2 separate regions of the Homo sapiens genome follow, and region 1 is linked to region 2. The links are chromatin loops, found by intact Hi-C in ENCODE. Cell type or tissue: dorsolateral prefrontal cortex. All regions are shown on one strand. Links, peaks and the distances in the headings refer to the core of each region. The heading gives the core; the rest is flanking DNA.

Region 1 (4,373 bases), core at 203-4,202, 55 kb before region 2:
CACCCCCTACTCCAATTCCTGGTCCCCCATGGCCCAGGCACAGCAGCCCACACTCTGCAGGCAGCGCCCGTGCTGGGGGCTCCAGGCCTTCTCCACACCTCACCAGGGAGCATTCTCATGGCGGCAGGAGAAGCAAGGCACGGGGAAGCCCCAAGCCCCGGCCCGTCCCACCTGGTCTGCCTCACCTCTCCCTCTCCCAGACGTGCTCCCCCCTCATGGCACCACCTCCACATAGAACACCCCCCGGATTCTCCACCCTCCTATGGACATGAGTGCAGGGCAAGTTCCCTCTGGAAGGCCACAGGCAGGGCTGGGACCAGAGCTGCATCCACCCTGCCCAGGTCTGTGCCCAACCCCCACCCCCCACTGTTCAGCGCTGTGCCCACCCTGACTATCCAGCTGCCCCCTGCCCTGGCTGCCCCTGCAGTGCCCTCCTTACTGCAGTGCTAAGCCCCGATAGCCCACTTTCTGGGTGTTGCTGATGAAACCAAAGCTTTGTGTGGACCCAAGTCAGAAGAATAGGAGACGACGCCCGCCAGGACCCTCCTTCCTTATGACCCTGACCCTCCTTGCAGGGAGGCCCTCAAAGACGTTTTCCTACAAACACAGCCATGGAGACACCTGCGGCTTCAGCTCTGAGGGTCCACTCTGGGCTTGTGCATCATGAGCCAGGTCGAGCCCCCAGGGAGCAGCCAGGACTGGACACTGGAGCCCCCGCCTCACTTTCCCCAAGCCCCTGGAAGGCAGCGTCTGGGACGCAGTGGAGCCCGCGGGACGTCCCCACCCACCAGGGCTGCCCCTGGCAGTGCTGAGCCACCTGCCCAGGCCAACCGCAGGGGCTGCCTCCCTCTCCCATCCCCTAACCCCAGCAGACCCCGATAGGGCTGCCACAGACATCCCAGAGCGCCAAAACCCCAGCCTAAATGCGGTCGGGCTGGGACCGCCCAGACTGTGGGGTCTTGGCCGTGCAAGGAGTGTAGGAAGGAGCAGCCTGGTGATGAGGGGCCTGTGCCAAGCAGTGCCTATGGGCGCCCACCCCAGCTGCTCCACCTCTAGCCCCAGGATGCCTGCCAGAGGCCACTGACTCATCCACAGCAGCATGGTCCTTGGACATACAGCCACTTGTCCCCACACCACGCAACCACAAAACTCCCGAGGACAGAACTCAGCTCATCTTCCAACCCCTGCGCTGGCCCCTCTGCTTGGTGATAAACAAATGGGCATGGGGATGCCTGAACCAGCAACGAGGTGCACAAACGAGGAGCCGGGGGTGCAGAGGCCACCAGCCCCTCACCGCACAGCTCCTGCAGGTGCCAGGAGGGAGGGCCGGGAGAGCGTTGAGCGGGTCACCTTGTGTGGCTGAACCCTGTGCCGGGTTGGCTGAGGGCCTGGCAGGCTGGGAACATGCCCTGGGCCCTGTCTCCAGGGAGTCTCCGACTCACCGGTCATCTTGGGCTGGGTGGATGTATCCGGAAGAGAGGATGTTGAGAGACAAGATGTTGGGGTCGATCAGGGACTCGTCGGTCTCTGGAGTGTTTCGGATGCGGCCTGCAGAAAAGGCAACGGGCCACAGGTCACTTCCCAGGGGGCAGGTGGGACCCTGGGGGGCTGCCTCAGGTGGGGGTCCTGTCAGCAAGCCAGCTCCCCACATGGTCACTAGAGCGTCTGTCAAAGGCGGTGCCAGGGGGAACAGGGAGGCCCTACAGGGTCCTCAGCAACCCAGGTGCCATGTGTAGTTGCTGCTCCACGGTCTTTCTTGTCTGTCTCTCGGCCACAGTGAACACCCCCGTATACACACACTGACAAATGCAGGTGCTTAGCCTGGAAACCACCGGCCTTCCTGACTGCTGGAAAAGGAAGGCTAAGCAAGACACAGAGGAGGAATGTTCCTGCTTCTTCTTACACCAAAAAGTCATGATAATAACAAGGAAAGGGAGGGAGGGAGGGAGGGAGGAAGGGAGGGAGGGAAAGAAGAGCAGAGGAGGGGAGGGATGGGAAGGGATAGGAGAGAACACTTTCTGTGCCATAAAACCTCTTCTTACAAGGGGCATTTCCAGGAGAGCCCGCTAAGTTGCATGCACTGGGGGTGTCTGTCTGTCTCTGTGAAAGAAACCAGAGCCGTTATCAGGCAGGAAAACTGTCTAGTGGCTTCACCTAGTAATTTCTTGGCCAGACAGTGACAGTTCTGCTCATTCAAAGGAGTAAACAAACACATGTACATTTTCTTTGTTGCGCCAGGAAGGAACGGCAGCCTTCCCTCTCCGCCATGCATGGACAAGATAAAACCCAGGACACGCTAGGATTTTGTGTTGATGGGTGCACACTGGGCCTGCCCCATCCCATTGCTGGAACTCTGACCCATGACTTTGCAGCACTTAGGTCCTGGGAAGAGGCAGGTGGATCCCAGCAAAGTGCCCTTCCCCACGCCAGGGCCCTCTGGGTCCATGCTGGGCAGTGCCCATGGCAGGGAAGAGGCTCAGCTGCAGAGATCGCTGCCTGGGCAGAGCCACTCTCAGCCCTCGGGGAGGGGAGCGCAGCTGCTCTCAGCCCTCGGGGCCTGCACTTAAGCAGTGTTTAGCCTGCTCTGCGTCTGACCAAGTACCTGGCCCACAAAACTGACACCCATGAGCCCGCTGGTCTGGACAGAGTGCCAGGGGTTGGGCTGGGGTCCTGACCCTCTGTTGTCTGCACTTTGACTCCCTCCCCTGCCTCAAAGGGTGCACCCACCCACTGCTCATGGACACCCGGGGTCTCTCCTCGACTTTCATCCCTTTCGCTGACCCTGTGCCCAGTCCTGTCCAACTCACAGGGCTGGAAAGTCCCATGGCCCTCTTGGGAGGGATGCTGAGCTTGGAGAAGGCTGTGAACAGTGAGATTGGGTCCCAGGTGAGGAGCAGGAGAGAGGCTAGGTGCTCCCCAGAAAGTGACTTGGCTGCTCTGTGCCCTGAGTCCAATCACAGGGCTGCTCAGTCACGAAGCCCAGAGAGGCTGAGCCCAAACCCCTTAGCCTGAAGGGGAGCATTGGGGTTCATACCATATCTCCCCAGATCCCTTTAAATAGCATCCCTGATCACCCAACCCCACATAAACAGACACTCCTGTTGGCCTTTTTAGAAAGAAGGTGGGGAGAAGGTGGATCTGAGCAGGCGGGGCCTGAGTGGTGACAGACCCAGGCCCGAAGGATGCGTCCTTTCAACCATGCAGATCCAGCTTCCCCTCTTCCTTCTCTCCTGTCTGCCTTGAGGGAAGTGAGACCAGGGCTCAGAATGTGAGGGCAGTGCTGCCCCAGGGATCGTTCCTCAACTACCGTGTGGCCGGGTCCATAAACCAGCTGTGTATTTGCTTACGTTCTGCCTATAAATCAATTCACTCTTCTTAGGCTTGCCCTAAACAACCTCTGAAAGGAGGGTTTGGGTGCTTGTTCCATGACTTTCTGATTCATGTGAAATTAGACACAAAACTTGTAAAACATAAGCATGTATCCTGGTGTACCTGGAACCTCCTGTCTACAGTCCTGCACTGGGACACAAGGTGACGGGTCCAGCCTCAGGGAAGTGACCTTGAGCAGCCACCCAGCCCGGCCATGGCAATGTCTGGGGCAAGGCAGGGCTGGGCTGGCCTCATGCTAGTGACACACTTGAATGGATGACTGTCTGCCTCCTTGAATGAAAACTGAGAAGACAAATTCTTTCCGCTTTAGCAAAGGAAACATTTGGCGGACCCGAATTCGAAACATGAGGTCATGGAAGAAAAGAGTGTAAGATCCTTGGTGATGGTTATGGGAGGAATTGTGTCCCCGAAAAATATACGTGGAAGTCCTAACCTCCAGGACCTTCAAAGGGGACCTTATTTGGAAGTAGGGCTTTGCAGAGGTGATCAAACTGAGTAAAGATGCAGTCAACCCTGGAGCAGGATGGGCCTCTAATCCAACCTGCCTGGTGTCCTTAGGAGAAAGGGCCACAGGAAGACACAGGACAGGAGAAGCCTGCGAAAATGCAGTGATGCGTCTGCAGGCCAGGGTCGCCCAAGATGCTGGCCACCACCAGGAGCTGGAAGAGGCAGGGAGGGATTTTCCCCAACAGGTTTCAGAGAGAGAGAGCGCGCCTCTTGCCGGCACCTTGATTTTGGACCTCTGGCCTCCAGAAGTGTGAGATGATAAATGTCTGCTGTTTTAAGCTACCTGGTTTGTGGTATTTTGTCATGGCAGCCCCAGAACTCCAATACACTGATTAAACAGAAATTTGCAGATCGTCACCCAGGTCCAAGGCTCTCCTTTTCAGGTGAGGAAGTGAGTCACAGAGAGATTATGTGACCCGGCCAGGGTCACGCAGCAACAGACGCAGAGGTGTGGTTAGAACCCGGGTATCCAGCTC
Region 2 (4,373 bases), core at 176-4,175:
GGTGTTGACAGAGGCCTGGAGGCCTGAGGCAGTCCCCTCCCAGGTTCTCACACCCAGGAGGAACACTGGCCATTCCTGGTCAGGGAGCCCCCGGAGACCACCACCATCACATCAGCAAACCTGAAGAACGAAGCCCTCATGGCACCGTCCTATGCTTGGAGATGAAGGCTGGAGATGAGGCTGTGTCTGCCCCGGATTGGTTTTCCTCAGCCAGCGTGGGCTGGGGGCCAGCGGCACAGCCTCCAGTATGCCCGCACCCTCCGTGCCAGCATGCACCCTGGGGACCTGCCACCAGGACCACGGAGAACAAAATGCCCCAGTTACGAGTTAAACTGTGTCCCCCTAATTTCATATTTTGAAGCCTTTACCCCCAGTATCTCAGAATGGGACCTCATTTGGAGATAAAGTTGCTGCAGATGTAATTAGTTAAGATGAGGTCCTACTCCATGAAGACGGGCCCTAATCTAGTGCTGCCATGTCCTTATAAAAGAGGAGATTTGGAGACAGGGAGGGTGCCATGAGAACATGAGGGCAGAGATCAGGGTGATGACAAGCTAGGAACACCAGAAGCAGCCGGCAAGCCCCAGAAGCTGGAGGGCCTGGACAGGTGCCCCTCATGGCTCAGGAGCAGCCACCTCTGCCACCACCTTGATCTCAGACTTCTGGCCTCCAGAATCACGAGACAGCACACTTCTGTTTGCGGTGCTTCCTTATGGCAGTTCAGGGCACTGAGACCCCCTCTGGCCAAGCGTCTTGCTGACAGCACAGGCATCACTGGCAGCCTTGTCGCCAGGGCAGATCCAGTTTCAGGTCCCACCTGCGCCCCCATCCCAGGCCTGAGGATTTCTGGGAAACACCCAGGCACCCCGGGCAGCCAGCAGGAGGGAGCTGGGGACTGACCATCACAGCCCTGTCCTCGGAGGTGAGAGGGGCCACGTCCGTGCTATGGCCAGGAGCAGAGGCAGAGAGAAGGCCAAGCTGTCCCGACTTCAGCGCCTGCCGGGACCCAACAGCACCCGTGGCGCCGCCTCCAGAACCCTAGCACGATCAACCAGCGCTGTGGAAACAATTGCAGCGCCTTCCCTAGCACAGCCCGGCTGGGCCTCCCAGCTCTGACACAGAGGCCTGGGGCCCCTTGCTCAAGCCAGCAACACCCACCGTGTCCACCTCATCCCCTCACTCCGCCGCACTCTGGCCCCATCCCCACACCCCTTCCTGCCCCATCCACCCCCTCGCCTCACCCGGCTGCACTCAGGTCGGGCTCCCCGCACAGGCCTGGCCCCATCCCCACACCCCTTCCTGCCCCATCCACCCCCTCGCCTCACCCCGCTGCACTCAGGTCGGGCTCCCCGCACAGGCCTGGCCCCCATCCCCACACCCCCACTAGCCCTTGCTCCCTGTCCCACCCTTGCCCAGCCCTAGGTGCCAACCTTGCTCAGATGAAGCCCTGATGCCACACCCCACATGGGCCATGAGCTCCATGAGGTGGGGGCCCTCTGGGACAGGGCACAGATGGTGCCCAAGGAATGCCAGGTAGGTGGGGGACAGAGGGCAGCACAGGTGAGTGGGCGGGAGTGGGGCTCAGTTGCAGCTGTAAATGGCCCTTGGGAGAATCCCTCAGGCCTGCTTGTCCTGGGCCCCCACCCCTCCCAGGCCTGTGTTGTGGCTGGGACCCCCATCCCACCCTGGCCCTGCCTACACCCCCATCCCAGGCCCTGCACTGGGGCTGGGACCCCCACCCTACCCTGCCGGCAACCCCACTCCCAGGCCATGTATTGTGTCTGGGAGCCCCACCCCACCCTGGCCCTGCCACCCCTCCCACACCCTGTGCTGTGGCTGGGAACCATCCTCTGTCACTACAGATGGGCCCCAAGCTCCAGAGAGGGGAGGTCCTCTCCCCCGGTCACACGACGCACAGCCAGACTAGAAGCCAGGGTCCCCGCAACACCTCCCAGCCCTGAGGTCCGCCAGGCCTGTGGAGACAGGCAGCCCCTCCTTCAGCAGCCTGCTTCTCACAGAGACCTCCCCGATTCTGCTGGAGAAAGGGCTTTTTTTGCCAGGGTCTGGAATTTTTTCCTTGTGCAGGTTTGAGGAGGGAGGAGGGAGAAACAGGTCCTCCCAGGGCCTGCTGGGCTGGGCTCCTCAGCCAGCCCCTTTAGGGCCCCCATCCCCTCCCACCCCAGGCTCTGGCCAGGCCCCCAGAGCTGGGCCCCTCCAAGGCCGGCGAGGTGCCCAGTATCAGGCAGCCTTCCCAGGACTCTGCATGGGCCTGCAAAGGACTGGACACCGAGACGACAGAGACAGCGGGGGGAGGGTTGGGGTGAGGAGTGGGGGGAGCTGGAAGAAGGGGGACGGGAAAGGAATGGAATACAGCCGTTTTCTCAGAGTCTCAGCTTTCCTGCGGCCTTGAGCACCAGGTGTGAGGGCCGAGCTGAGCTGGCTCTTCCCAACGGAGCCTGCTGTGGGCCGAGCGTGTCCCCAGATTCATATGCAATGCCCTGACCCCCAACCAGCTGGCATTTGGAAATGGGGCCTTGTGAAGTGATGAGGATGAGACGAAGCCACGAAGTCAGGGACCTCATGGTGGGATGAGTGGCTTTAAAGGAGGGGAAGGGACCCGAGCTCCCTGGGCCAGGCAAGGACACAGCAGGAAGGCAGCAGCTGCAGGCTGGGAAGACAGCCCTCCCACGATCTAGACCTGTGGGCATCTTGATTGGACTTCCGCCTCCAGACTGCGGAGAAGGGAACATATGCTGTTTAAGACGCCCACTCTGCAGCGCACCTGGACCTCCGAGTCTGGCCTCCAGAACAGGGGGGGGACATTTCTGTCATTTGAAGCCATTCAGCATGTAGCCCTCTGTAACAGCAGCCCCAGGGACCACACGGGTGCTACTGCTGCCCGTGCAGAGGGGCTTGCCCAGGTCCCCGACTGCTCGGGATTGGGGGAGCCCACAGCGGAGGCTGGGGGCCTGGGTCGCACCCACCCTGGGTCCAGATCCCCATCTGTGGGCAAGGGCAGAGATGAGAGGCCACCCAAACCCTGGGCCTCCTCTGCATGGCCAGAAGAGTGCAGATATGATTGGGGACCTCAGGGAGTACCCAGCACCACCCCTCACTACTGCACAGGTGGGGAAACTGAGGCCCAAAGGGATGCCCTCTAGCCAGTGTCACACAGCGAGTAAGTCATGAGCACAGCCAGGCCCCTCACTCCAGGAACTCACTTCAGGGGCCGCACATGGCTGAGGGTCCGCGTCCCCAGCCAGCCTCCAGCATCTGCAGAATGGCTGGGCAGGCTCAGGGCCCTCACGTCCTCCGGTCCTCAGGGCAGAGAATGTGAGGAGAGAGGAGGAGGACGGAAGCACTCACACTCAACTTCTGCCCCCAGGCCAACCTACACTAGCTCTGCCAGGTCGGACCGAAGTGCACCTAATGGACAGCTCAGCTGGCTCACAAAACTGCTAGGTCTGGTGTGTTCAAATGAAGAGGATTATTTATGCAGGTGATGATTACGGGATAACAGTTAAATTTACTTTCAAATGCTTCCAATTTCTGCGTCACAGCGGAGCTACAAGGCACGCTTTAGAGAGTGGGGCCTCTCCTCATGTTTTGAGACTCCAGGAACAGTCAGCAGCTTCACCGGACAGGCAGGGCAGGCTGGCCAGGTCACTTCCCCACGACATCCTCTGAGGGGCCCCGCACAGTCCCCGCCATCTTCCGAGGGGCCTGGCACACCAGCCAGGGCAGCCACTCCCAATTCTATTGATCTGAGCTGCAGCTGAGAAGTCACCAGGGACGGTGGCTCCTGTGAGTGCTCCTGGCAGGTGGACATCCACCCGCACCCTCTCATGCCCTGTCTGCAGTGTCCTCCTGGGGCTTGTCTGGGGGCAGGTCAGCCCTCTGGAACACCCTGGCCCCTCAACCTCCAGGAGAAAAGCCCATGACCCCCTTCCTCCGTCAGGCTTCCCTGCGCCAGGCCTAGGGGACATCCTTCTCTCCTGAGCTCCCTCAGCCCTTCACTCAGATTTCTGACATAGCTTCCAGCACTTTCTTCCAAAACCACCACTGGTTTGCTTTCTCCAAAATGAAAACAGCTTTCCTAGAGATTTTTCCTGATTATTCATTCTTCGGCCACTCTTTTCCCTCCCCCGCACCCTGCTGTCTCCCATGCACGTGCACATCCAGTGCACACAGGACCTGCAGTGAGTGCCCATCTGCCCTTTACCCACACACGGCCTCACTCTTGGGCTCCGTGCTGACCTTTGCCCCCTTCCCCACAACATCGTGTGGCACTTTCTCACAGCTGTAAACACAAACTTTCAGGAGCACTCAGGTCCGCTGCCGGGATAGACTTAACATCCCTTCAGCAGCTCCCA

The links. Hi-C counts contacts between places; a loop is a spot of excess contacts. Peaks named below come from ENCODE experiments on the same cell type or tissue, not always from the same donor. Only the 100,000 strongest peaks of a DNase experiment are listed, where the experiment ranks them.
Region 1: a loop joins it to region 2, with 2.0 times the contacts of the local background. A loop is called at or near these places in 1 of 110 quality-filtered maps.

What each region holds. Positions count from the first base shown.
Region 1 is chr2:240,735,621-240,739,993 of GRCh38, forward strand. It overlaps KIF1A (kinesin family member 1A), which reads right to left. Exons shown (of 49, transcript NM_001244008.2): 38 at 1,443-1,548. Among named protein-coding and RNA genes, the nearest start is that of AQP12A, 46 kb to the left of the region's middle. RefSeq lists an enhancer at 3,873-4,373. In dorsolateral prefrontal cortex, for the core only: no CTCF peak of the experiment used is centred there; no DNase peak of the experiment used is centred there; H3K27ac peaks cover 1,379 bases.
Region 2 is chr2:240,790,215-240,794,587 of GRCh38, forward strand. The region is part of intron 2 of KIF1A (kinesin family member 1A); the gene reads right to left. Among named protein-coding and RNA genes, the nearest start is that of KIF1A, 28 kb to the right of the region's middle. In dorsolateral prefrontal cortex, for the core only: no CTCF peak of the experiment used is centred there; a DNase peak (open chromatin) is centred at 2,242; H3K27ac peaks cover 2,568 bases.